3 separate regions of the Homo sapiens genome follow, and regions 1 and 2 are each linked to region 3. A link is a loop called in an ENCODE intact Hi-C map of the cell type or tissue named here. Cell type or tissue: CD14-positive monocyte. All regions are shown on one strand.

Region 1 (4,000 bases), 54 kb before region 3:
AGCCCTCTGAAGCTGGAGACTTAAGAATAGCTGCTATAGGGGGCCAGACATGATAGCTCAAACCTGTAATCCCAGCACTTTGGGAGGCCAAGGTGGGAGGGGATTACTTGATGTCGGGAGTTTGAGACCAGCCTGACCAACATGGAGAAACCCTGTCTCTACTAAAAATGCAAAAATTAGCTAGGCATGGTGGCGCATGCCTGTAATCCCAGCTATTCAGGAGGCTGAGGCAGGAGAATCGCTTGAACCTGAGAAGCAGAGGTTGTGGTGAGCCAAGATCATGCCATTGCACTCCAATCTGGGCAACAAGAACGAAACTCCATCTCAAAAAAGAAAGAAAGAAAGAAAAGCTGCTATATATCAAGCATCTACTCTGTGCCTTGCCGGCCATTTTTACTTGACCCCTAAAACCACTCCATGCAGTAGGTTGCATTGTCCCAGATTTACAGGTTTTAAAAAATGAGATCCAGGCTGGGCACAGTGGCTCACGCCTGTAATCCCAGCACTTTGGGGGGCCGAGGCAGGTGGATCACTTGAGGCCAGGAGTTCGAGACCAGCCTGGGAAACATGGCAAAACCTCATTTTTACCAAAAAAATATGAAAATTAGCCAGGCGTGGTGGTGTGCATCTTTGTCCCAGCAACTTGGGAGGCTGAGGTGGGAGGATTACTGGAGCCCGGAAAGTCAAGGCTGCAGTGAGCTGTGATCGCACCACTCACTCTAGCCTGGGTGACAAAGCGAGACCCTGTCTCAAAAAACTAAATACATAATAAAAACGAGAGCCAGAGAATAAATAACTTCCTGACTCCAAAGCTTTGCGTATTTGCCACTACAATTGGCTGCCTCCCTGATTCTCTTGGTGAGACTTAAGATTTTGCAAAGCAAAACCCAGCTCTTACCTTCCCACCCGATGCAGGCTAGAGGTTCGATCAGGGAGCCATTTATATTCAGCAGATAGTAGAGCCTGCGTACGATGTACAAGCAAACATTTGTATTCTAATCTGTGATTAGAGTTCTACTTCCAGCTCTGGAGTTCTTACTATATAATTGTGCCCACAAATCCAGTTTGATTTGCTGTTCTGCTTATTTATTCTTTGCATTGGAATTGTTTAGAGTCATTGGACTAACCAAAATTTTTAAATGGCAAATTAAACAAGAGGTGAATGTGCTAGCGTTGGAGCCATATTGATCCAATAGAACACGAAACAGGTCTTTTAATGTATGGATGAAATCTCCAAAGCTATTGACAATTTTCTGCCATGCTTTTTAATCATCACATGCTTGCTCTGGCTTTTGAATTGCCTAACCTTTGGGTGGTAAAATCACAGCATGTTATTTTAATCTCTTTATAATGGACTAGAGTTCACTTCAAATAAACATGTCTCCCTGTGCCCTTGGTAGGAGGCAGGCAGGGTTGAGAGGCAGGGAGTGTTGAGAAGCAGGCTCGTAGCCACATGGATTCCCCAAAAAGCCTGAACTGCACTCTCCATCTGAAAACCACATGGGCTTCTGGGCCTGCTGCTCTTATCTCTAACACTGGGTTCCCAAAACACAGTCCCTGGAGCAGCAGCAGCAGCATCACCTGAGAAACTGTTAGAAACGCAAATTCCCAGTCCCTTACTCAGACCAACCCCCATGTCATGCCATACAGTGGCTTACCAATAGTATTCACACAATAAATATGTATGGCTTACTGAGTTCCTAACACAGGAAAAGGGAACAGAACAGCAATGAGTATAATGGAGCACAGAATGGACCTTGGATGTCTTCGCTTCACATTTGCCTGGGGTTGGCTTCTATTCCCCAAGACAGGGGTTCTCTAACTTGAATGTGCATCCGAATCATCTTAAAACACATATTTCTGGGCTTCACCTCCAGAGTTTCTGACTCAGCAGGTCTAGCTGGGAGCCAAGAATGTGCATTTTAACAAGTTTCCAGGTGATGCTGATGCTGCTGGCACACCTCACTTAGAAAGCCACTGCCCCAGAGGCAGGAGTCACCTGTCTCCAATTTCTGCCTCTTTTTCTGGCCTTGGATACTATACATATTTTTAAGGCCTTCCCTCTCCAAACTTCTCAAAACTTGGCTCAAAAGATTATCTAAAGGCTGGTCCAAAAATTACTAAAACCAGAAGAAGAATGGATGTATTCTCTTTAAAGAAACAGACAGGACTCTGTCTTAATAAGAGAGCAGTTACTTATTCAAGAGCTAGGAAAGGAGGGATGGCACTGTTGTTAGGGATTCATGGTCAATTTTTTTCTTCCATGCAGGTAGAGAACATGGGTTCTTGATGTCTGGTTTCTTTTTGTAAGGTTGCTCCAAGGTCCCTGGTAGGCTTTAGGGTTTGCCCAGCCACAAGATGGCAGTACTCAGCCAGCATTCACATGAAATGCAATACTGGCCCCCAGACTCCTCTTGCTCTTCAGATGATACCCAGAGCAGTGAACTGATGCATTTGATGCAACCAAAATAGGCTCATTTTCCTCCTGGGAAACCTGGCATTGAAGAAATTCTCCATCTAGTAAACTCAGACCCGGGAACAATGACCCTAAACAAGATTACATGCATGCCATTTAGTGTCTAAAGACAGAGCCGTTTCCCACACTCAAATGAGGAAACAAGAGGCTAACTGGTCATATGGTACCAACAAGACAATGAGGCAGAATAATAAATCTGTGGGCCTCCCCAAATATCTGTGAATATGTGGCCATCTCAGTTACAAGGCAACTAATGGTGACCTAAAAATAGATATCCATTGAAAGATGCATTAAAAATGTTATATCCTAAGCAAAGTGGAAAGTTGCCTCAAAATATATTCTCTGATGGTTAGTCAAAACACGTTGTATTATAAATAAATAGCAAGCATCATTTTCCCATGTCAAACGTGGCGACTCATGGTTTGTGAGCTACAATAGTACTTACTAGCAATAAGCATCTGTGAAATGAAGGGGCTCCCAACACATCCAGAATGTATGGTGGCACAATGAGAATTCAGAAAATGCCATTCTCCCCTCTCTGCTCAATCTCCCACCGCTGTCATCTTTACTACAGGCTTGATCTGAATTTAAATACATAAGATTTGGGCTCCACCCACATACTTTCCACCCAAGTATCTCAGAAACTGATACTCATGATTCCCGCAATTCCAATGAAACTGTGGTTTTGTGCTGAGATTATCTGAATAATTGCTTCCATTTTTCTTGGCCTTATAGACAGAACCCCTAAATTTTGTAAGACCCTTTTCTTCATCTACTGTTCACTAGACCAGTTGTTTCCACGCTCAGCTGATCAACAGAATCACCCACGGTCTTATTTTGGTTTTTAAAGTACAGATGCCATATCACCTTCCACCTACTGATTTTAAAATTTTGGAAAGGAGGTGGCAGAGCTAGAAAGTGGTGTTGGTTTCTAGCATATGTGTAGGAATAGTAACCCAACTGAGGGGGTTCCAATGAGGTTTAGAAACAGCTGCACTAGGCAACACTGCTTTTCAGACCTCAGAGCACTTTCTCACCATATTCAGAATGTCCCATGGGAGCAGTAGGAGGGAAATCTTAAAACTCTCCAGGCTCTTCTTTACAGAGAAGGGATAGCAAGAGACGTGCCCACAGTCCGAGAGACTCATACAGGCAGATTCAAACTTAAGTCCTCTATTACTAGTTCATCCTGTTCTAGCCTTTAGAATTTTCTCACTTTCAGCAGGGCCCAGTGGCTCTCATGCCTGTAATCCCAATGTTTTGGGAGGCTCAGCCAGGAAGATGGCTTGAGGCCAAGAGTTCAAGACCAGCACCCGCTTAGGCAACATAGCAAGACCCTGCCATTTAAAAAAAAAATTTTGCCAGATGTAGTAGTGCACACCTGTAGTCCTAGCTACTCAGAAGGCTGAGGCAGGAGGATTGCTTGAGCCCAGGAGGTTGATGCTGTAGCGAGCTATGATCACGCCACTGCACTCCAGCCTGATAGCAGAGCAAAGATCTCATCTCTAAAACAATAATAAAAAG
Region 2 (4,000 bases), 320 kb after region 3:
CGATTCTAAAATAATTTCAGATTTTTATACATATTTAAGGACTGTTTATTTAAAACCCCAGATTGAAGCATTTTCTAAACATAATTCATGTTGTATTTCTCCACTGGAAAGGTTCACCTCCATTGAGCACAGGGACTTCTGAAACAGAACCTTAATAGCATACTTAGCCAAGGAATAGTCACCAGCTGACTAGCTATTGATTTAATGTTCCATCATTTCCATGGTTCAATCACACCTACCATGGTGAATCAGTTGGAACATCCTCAACGAACCAATAAATGAGCAATTTCCCCCACCAAAGGGATACGTTTCATGTGCAGCAGAGGCATACATAACTTATCTCAAACAATGTGAGGATCAAGTGCAGCATTGATTTACCCTGAATCATCCAGCCTTCTGTTTTCAGTAATGGTTTAGTCCTCTAATTGGCACAAACCCCACACACCAGCTTTTTGTTTAAATATTTGGGCATATGATGTATCTCTGCTTGAGGTCAGGGACCATTTCTTACATACTTTATCATTTTCAAGACATATATTAGGTGGTCAATATGTATTTGTCAAATGAGAATCATATGTTAAGGTAGAATAGGGCCAGAGTTTGCTATATGCCTGTGGTTCTCAACCCTCGGTATCCATTAGAATCACCTGGGGATCTTTCTGAACAATACCCAAGCCTCACCCTCAAAGCTGTGGGCTTAATTGGGTCTAAGGTAGGGTCTGAGCATTCCATCCAAACCTTACATTTTAAAAGCTTCACAGGTAATTCTAATGAATTGCTAGGCCTGAGAAGCACGGCTATATTGTGACACAATTAGGCAGGCAGGAAGTATGGTAAATGGTCCGGTAAGTACCACACAGTACCATACTTCTCAAAGTGTGGTCCCTGGACCAGCAGCAGCAGCAGCATCCTGCCACTTGTTAGAAGTGAAAATTATTGGGCCCCTTTCCAGACCTAGAGAATCAGAAACAGGCCAGGCATGGTGGCTCACGCCTGTAATCCCAGGGCTTTGGGAGGCCGAGGTGGGTGGATCACTTGAGGTCAGGGGTTCAAGACCAACCTGAACAACATGATGAAACCCCATATCTACTAAAATACAAAAATTAGCCTGGTGTGGTGGCGCAAGCCTGTAATCCCAGCTACTCGGGAGGCTGAGGCAGGAGAAGCACTTGAACCCAGGAGGCGGAGGTTGAAGTGAGCCGAAATCACACCACTGTGCTCCAGCCTGGGCAACAGAGCAAGACTCCATCTCAAAAAAAAAAGAGAGAGAGAGAGAGAATTAGGAACTGTGGGTGACATCCATAAATTTGTGTTTTTGTGCCCTCCAGATGACTTTGATGCCTCCTAAAGTTTGGGAACCACTGTAATAGAGAAATCTATGTTGAACTGAAAAATGGCAAGGCTGGCACTGTCTTAGAGAAACTGATTTCAAGTTATATTAAACTCAAAACATAAAGCAGGTTATGCTTCATAAAACAACACTTTGAATCATAGTTTTTTCTTTTAAAGAGACAGGATCTCACTCTGTCACTCACGCTGGAGCGCAGTGGTGCAATCATAGCTCACTGCAGCCCCAAATTCCTAGGCTCAAGCTATCCACCCACCTTGGTCTCCCGAGTAGCTGAGTAGCTGGGACTATAGGCACGTGCCACCATGCCCAGCTTATTTTTAAAAAAATTTTTTTAGACACAGGGTCTTGCTTTGTTTCCCAGGCTGGTCTCGAACTCCTGGCTTCAAGTGCTGGGATTATAGGCATGCTGGCCATTCACTGCCCCCACCCATAGTTTTCCTTGGTATTATCCTTTTAGCACCTGAAAACAAAAACAAATTTCAGTATGTATAAGACACTCCACTAATACCAAACCGTGAAGATGGCCATGTCGGCCTTCCCTATACAAAGATACTTGGCCTAGAGGGGGGAACCAACCACATGTCATCAGCTCCTGCCTTCATTGCTGTATGCTTCGTGGTGGCCCTTAATACTTGGGCAAGAGACCTGTTACTCAACCTCAATTTCCACTCATTGTAAAATCAAAGGCAGCAGGAACCTCAAACCACAGGCCCAACTTTCTAGCCAGGTTTGCAGAGCTTCTTCAGAAGCCAGGGTCAGAATTAGGTGTGCTTCTTCTCCAAGCTGTGGGCTTGTGAATGTAGAATGGGAACACCCTCATCCCGCCTTCCACAGTGGCTTCTTCCTCAAGTGCCCAATGCTGGATCTGACTCAGCTATGGAGGGTGAGGAGCAGAGGGACAGTGGCCGTTGGTGGTGGCAAGGGGGAAGTGACAAAGGGAAACGCAAGGGTTGGTGGCAACAGCAGAAGTGATGACTGGCAGCACATGATGTGGTGAAGGGGTGATGCCGTGACTGTCACACCCCACTGTGACAGGAGGCTTGTTTGCCACACCTTTATCCGGATCCATTCAAGGGACAGGCAGATTAGGGTTGCTGGTTTAAAAGTGATTAAAAGGCCGGGCGCAGTGGCTCACACCTGTAATCCCAGCACTTTGGGAGGCCGAGGCAGGCAGATTGCTTGAGCTCAGGAGTTCGAGACCAGCCTGCCTCTAAAAAAAATGTTTTTAATTAGTTGGGCATAATGGAGCATGTCTGTGGTCCCAGCTACTCAGGAGGCCAAGGCAGAGAGGATTGCTTGAACCCAGGATACAGAGATTGCAGTGAGCCAAGATCGTGCCACTGTACTCCAGCCTGGGTGATAGAGCAAGACCCTGTCTCAGAAAAAAAAAAAAAAAAAAAAAAAAAAAGTGATTAAAGGCCTAACAGAAAGTAAGGTTGGTGATGCAGTGCTGTGAACAAATCTCTCCAAGTTTGGCTGCTGTGCTACCTGTGTCAAAATCACCAGAGGTAATTGTTAAGGCTGCAGCCTCCTGAACCCCCACCCCAAAACTCCTGAATGAGCATTTCCTTTTTATTATTGTTTTATATTTTACTTTAAGTTCTGGGATACATGTACTGAACATGCAAGTTTGTTACATAGGTATACATGTCCATGGTGGTTTGCTGCACCTATCAACCCATCATCTAGGTTTTAAGCCCCACATGCATTAGGTATTTGTCCTAATCCTCTCCCTCCCCTTACCTCCCACCCCCGACAGGCCCTGGTGTGTGACGTTCCCCTCCCTGTGTCCATGTGTTCTCATTGTTCAACTCCCACTTTTGAGTGAGAACATGCAGTGTTTGGTTTTCTGTTCCTGTGTTAGTTTGCTGAGAATGATGGTTTCCAGCTTCATCCATGTCCCCGCAAAGGACAGGAACTCCTAAATGAGCATTTCTGAGGGGGGACAATCTGTAAATTTGCACACTAAACAAGCTCTTCATGGGATTCTGATACAGGTGGTTCTTAAGATCTCGCTTTCAGAAAACCACCCGAACATAATTTTGTTGCTTGGAAATTTGAAGTTGCTTGTCCTTCAACGTTGACTCTATGCAAAGAACTGCAGAAGACACATAGTCTTAAGATATAGTCCCTTAAAAAGAAATTAACCATAAGTATTATTAGGAGGAGGAGCAGTAGTCGTGATAAACAAACAAATAAACACTAAACTGCAACAAGGTAGAATGAGGGAGGAAAAATAGCAATGAAAGTTTATGGGCATTAAAATGAGAAAAGTTAAAACTCGGGGTTTAGGAAAGGGATTGGGAAGGAGGTGACAGTTCAGACTTCTTCAGTAACTTTTTTCCTTAAAACAATACGTGTGTAACAGTGGTTTATGTTCCTTGCAGACATCTGAGATCATTCTTGGACGAATGAAGAGAGGATTTCAACAGGTGGAGCAGGAAGGGGAAAGCACAGGATTCCAGGAGGAGGGAAAAACATAGGCATTGATGTGTGTTGACTAGTATTTCTGTCATCTCAGGAATTTGCCCTTAGTAAGAATCCTCAAGTGCCTTAAAGTTAGGACCTTAGGAAATTGTGTTCTCTTTCAGGCTAGCCAAGGCTAATTAACATTTTTGGGGTCCAGTGATTTCTTATAATGTTTCCTGG
Region 3 (4,000 bases):
CACATCAGGGCCAATCTCTTCACTCACTGTCCCAGCGATGCAGAGGGGCCCCCACCAAGAAAACCCAGGAAGCATTGAGAGTGGCTGTGGGCTGACGCGTCCTGTATGTTTGACGTAAACAGGAGTGTATTTTTTCCCAAGATCAGCCTCTATACAAAGAGATTAAATCAGTCCTATACAGAGGAACTGGTTTTCTCATGCCGACCCATGTTTGCGAATGCTGTCGAAAGTTCTTCAGAATGAAGCTAATCAAAGTGAAAGTGATGACAGGACAGATCGTATTCGAAATCCCAGTGACCTGACCACAGGAGGAGCCCCACCACCGAAACCCTGCAAGGAGGTCAGCAGCAAGACCAGGGCAGGTGCCTGGCAGAGGCCTCCGCATCTGCTGCAACCTGGGCCCTCCCAGCCTCAGCAAAAGGGACTTTGTGGCCACAGCTGCAGTTTATTTCACATTCTATAATGATAGCAACTAGGCAGAAGTGACTGTGGACTGAGCAGAACCATCTTCAAATTTGTTTTTATCCTGGCATAACAGATTTAAGTTAACCAGCTATTGATTAAGTAGAGAACATAAGATAGTTAAACCCACTCTGTGTTCTCCCTCAATATCTACCCCTTTAGTCTGTTATTATGCCAGAAATTCTCTCAACTGGGAACAATGTAATGTTATGATTTTTAAAGCCAATAACACTCTGGTTTACATTAGTTTACCTGAATGTTTGGTTGGATGGATGGATGGATAGATGGATGGGAGGATGGATGGATGTGTCAACCTATAATAAAATATTATAAAATAATCTAAAGAGTCAGAACCACCCATTTGTGAAAAACAAAATTTAAAAGCTGTTGGAATCCAAACTTTCTCTGTTTTTTGTTTGTTTGTTTGTTTGTTTGTTTGTTTGTTTTTGAGAAGGAGTTTCGCTCTTGTCACCCAGGATGGAGTGCAATGGCTTGATCTCGGCTCACTGCAACCTCCGCTTCCCAGGTTCAGGTGATTCTCCTGCCTCAGCCTCCCGAGTAGCTGGGATCATAGGCACCTGCCACCACGCCTGGCTAATTTTTTGTATTTTTAGTAGAAACGGAGATTCGCTATGTTGGTCAGGCTGACCTCAGGTGATCCACCTGCCTGAGCCTCCCAAAATGCTGGGATTACAGGCTTGAGCCACCATGCCCAGCCGGAACCCCAACTTTCAAAGAGTTTATTCAAGTGCAGTTTGAGGATGGCCTACCCGGAAACACCAATTCCAAAGAAATGGAGTCAGAGTTTAAAATACAGAAGTTAAGGTTTCATTTATATAGACAGAGACAGAGGAGTTTTTAGCAGGATTACAGCATTTTTCATAAAGTTGTCACATAGTTACAGCAACTTGATTGGTTATAGGCAGTTTCTTTTTGTAAAGGGTGCATTTGTCACCTTTTACAGAGGGTGTAATAGTCATGGGCTGTCTGTCATCTGGTCTAAGCAAAGCAACACAACACAGGGGAAGTTAGTCTGTAACAATGGTCATTAATTTAGAAGGCAGGAGGTTTTTGTCCTTGAGGTCATTTAATTGCCTCTAGCCATGATAGAGAACAAGAAAAATAAGAAAAATAGTTAATCTATAATCTGAGAAACAAAAATAGCAACTCTATGTGACTCAAATCACACTCACATCTCTCAAAGTGTTTTTTGGGTTCCAACAGCTTTTAAATTTTATTTCTCACAAATGGACGGTTGGATGGGTAGATGACAGGATAGATGGGTGGATAGAGGAATGAAGAATGAGAGAAGAGAAGGTAGGCTTAGACTCCAGAAAATGTAGAACAAGAAAGTAGAGCATGAGATCCTGCCAAACAGGACACATTTTGGAGGAATGCGGAGAATGGCTAAGAGATGAAAATCCGGGGAGTGGGGGACAAAAATGAATATCTTCTTCTCAGTTTTAAGGAAGTATCTTTTATAGTCAAGACTTTTGCTGCTTGTAGAGTCTTACACTATCAACTGTATCATTTCATTCAGCCATTCATTCAACTACTACACTAATTCCTTCCCTTCTCCAACTCATGGAATGTAAAGGAAAAGGACCCAGAGGGAATATTTTCTGGTTAAAGGTGTTTAGTAATTGAGCCTGTTAATAGAACTTTAGAGACCCCACTTTGTTCAGGGGTTGCTATGAGGCATAGTGGAAGCATACACCCTCAGCAGCTGGAAGACCTGAATTCTCTGAACCTATTGAGAGCCTTCAGCTCCTCTGACATACATGAATCCTCTTTTCCTGCTGTTCTTCTGAGTGCTTTACTCCACTCATTAATATGTCCGTAAAGATGAAGTGAAAAGAAAGAGGAAGTACGTTTCAAAACCCTATCATTTTGCAATGTTGACAGTGGAAAGATACAGTGAAAAGGTTAACAAGTTGGTTAGAATGGCATTGAGGGTCAAGTGAGGACTTCCTTTAGTGACCCCTGACCCTATGAGCAGATACAGGAGTTGGTGAGAAACACCATCCTGCAGATTCCACCTGGAGTCACCTCCTCCAGGGAAATTCCTGCATACTCCAGATTTTGCTGATCCTTTCCAAAATATGTGGGGTATGAACTATGAAAGTCAGCATTTAAGTTAGTCCCTGTCTATAGTTGTTTCTTGTGTGCTAACCGTTGCCTGCATATTCCATATCAACATTCCCATGGTGTCTGGAGGTTTTACACAATAAAAGATCCCTAATAAACACTTGTTAAACTGGCATGACCATGCAATTTTAGTGGCACTAAACTTCGACACAAGTCATTTTGGAAAATAATGAGCCTACTGGCAGAGAATAGCATGGTCCACCAATAGTCATTCTCCCCATCTCTAAAACAAAGCCCTGAATCTTAATTAGGCACATAGCCAAGCTACAGACAACATTTTATAGCCTTTCTGCAGCTTAATATGTTGCCATGTGACTAAATCTTGTAATGAAACGAGTAGAATATGTGCCACTTCCAGATCATATCCTACTAAGGAAGGTGTGAGTGTCCTCTTGCCATTTTGTTACCAGTTGAAGGTGTCCAAGTTCTTGGCATCTTGAACAAAGAATTGGACAAAATGCACAAAGCAAGAAAGAATGAAGCAACAAAAGCAGATTTATTGAAAACGAAAGTACACTCCACAGGGTGGGAGTGGTCTGATCATTAGGGGCTGAATTCTCTGGAATTCAGAGATTCTCTGGAATTCTCTGGAATTACAGAATTCTCTGGGGTTTAAATACCCTCTAGAGGTTTTCATTGGTTACTTGGTGTATGCCCTTTGTAAATGAAGTGGATGAAGTAAAGTTACAAACTCCTTTACTCAGTGTACACCCTATGTAAATGGAGAGGATATTTCCTGTCATAGCTGAGGTGTTTCCGTTTGATTTATTTCTAGAACTGCAACATGAATCGGCCTTATGCTCCCTGCCTCCAGACCCTATTCTTCTGAGCCGTTTTCCTTCCTTGTTGCCTGGGTCTTGACGAGACCTAAAGCAGCCATCCTAGACCGAAGGTGGAAGCTGGGTGCGGACAATGGCAGAGTCAACCCTCGGGCCCTGGACCACTTTGGTCTGTTGTGTGAAATAAAAGTGAACTTCCTTCTTTGTTAAGTCATTATACTATTTGCCAAGGGTGGGGGTGGAGGAGTGGGGAAGCACAACTAACTAACAACTAACCATAACTAACAACAAAAACAACAAAGAGCAAAAATTAACTTTTTGGGCCGGGTGCAGTGGCTCACGCCTGTAATCCCAGCACTTTGGGAGGCCGAGGTGGGTGGATCACGAGGTCAGGAGATGGAGACCATCTGGCTAACATGGTGAAACCCCGTCTCTCCTAAAAATACAAAAAATTAGCCAGGCATGGTAGCGGGCATCTGTAGTCCCAGCTACTCGGGAGGCTGAGGCAGGAGAATCGCTTGAACCCGGGAGGCGGAGGTTGCCATGAACGGTGAGCCAAGATTGCACCACTGCACTCCAGCCTGGGTGATAAAGCGACACTCCGTCTCAAA

What was found. Hi-C counts contacts between places; a loop is a spot of excess contacts. Peaks named below come from ENCODE experiments on the same cell type or tissue, not always from the same donor. Only the 100,000 strongest peaks of a DNase experiment are listed, where the experiment ranks them.
Region 1: it touches region 3 in a loop (2.4-fold over the local background); 11 of 110 quality-filtered maps call a loop at or near these places.
Region 2: it touches region 3 in a loop (1.8-fold over the local background); 2 of 110 quality-filtered maps call a loop at or near these places.

What each region holds. Positions count from the first base shown.
Region 1 is chr2:136,377,314-136,381,313 of GRCh38, reverse strand. No RefSeq gene overlaps it. Among named protein-coding and RNA genes, the nearest start is that of CXCR4, 260 kb to the right of the region's middle. In CD14-positive monocyte, CTCF peaks have their summits at 2,143 and 2,343 (motif pointing right); a DNase peak (open chromatin) is centred at 2,363; H3K4me3 peaks cover 426 bases; H3K27ac peaks cover 422 bases.
Region 2 is chr2:136,006,678-136,010,677 of GRCh38, reverse strand. DARS1-AS1 (DARS1 antisense RNA 1) reads right to left here. Exons shown (of 4, transcript NR_110199.1): 4 at 3,136-3,482. Among named protein-coding and RNA genes, the nearest start is that of DARS1, 23 kb to the right of the region's middle. In CD14-positive monocyte, no CTCF peak of the experiment used is centred here; a DNase peak (open chromatin) is centred at 2,287; H3K4me3 peaks cover 726 bases; H3K27ac peaks cover 3,901 bases.
Region 3 is chr2:136,323,611-136,327,610 of GRCh38, reverse strand. No RefSeq gene overlaps it. Among named protein-coding and RNA genes, the nearest start is that of CXCR4, 210 kb to the right of the region's middle. RefSeq lists an enhancer at 164-293. In CD14-positive monocyte, no CTCF peak of the experiment used is centred here; DNase peaks (open chromatin) are centred at 1,430 and 2,340; H3K4me3 peaks cover 2,231 bases; H3K27ac peaks cover 3,463 bases.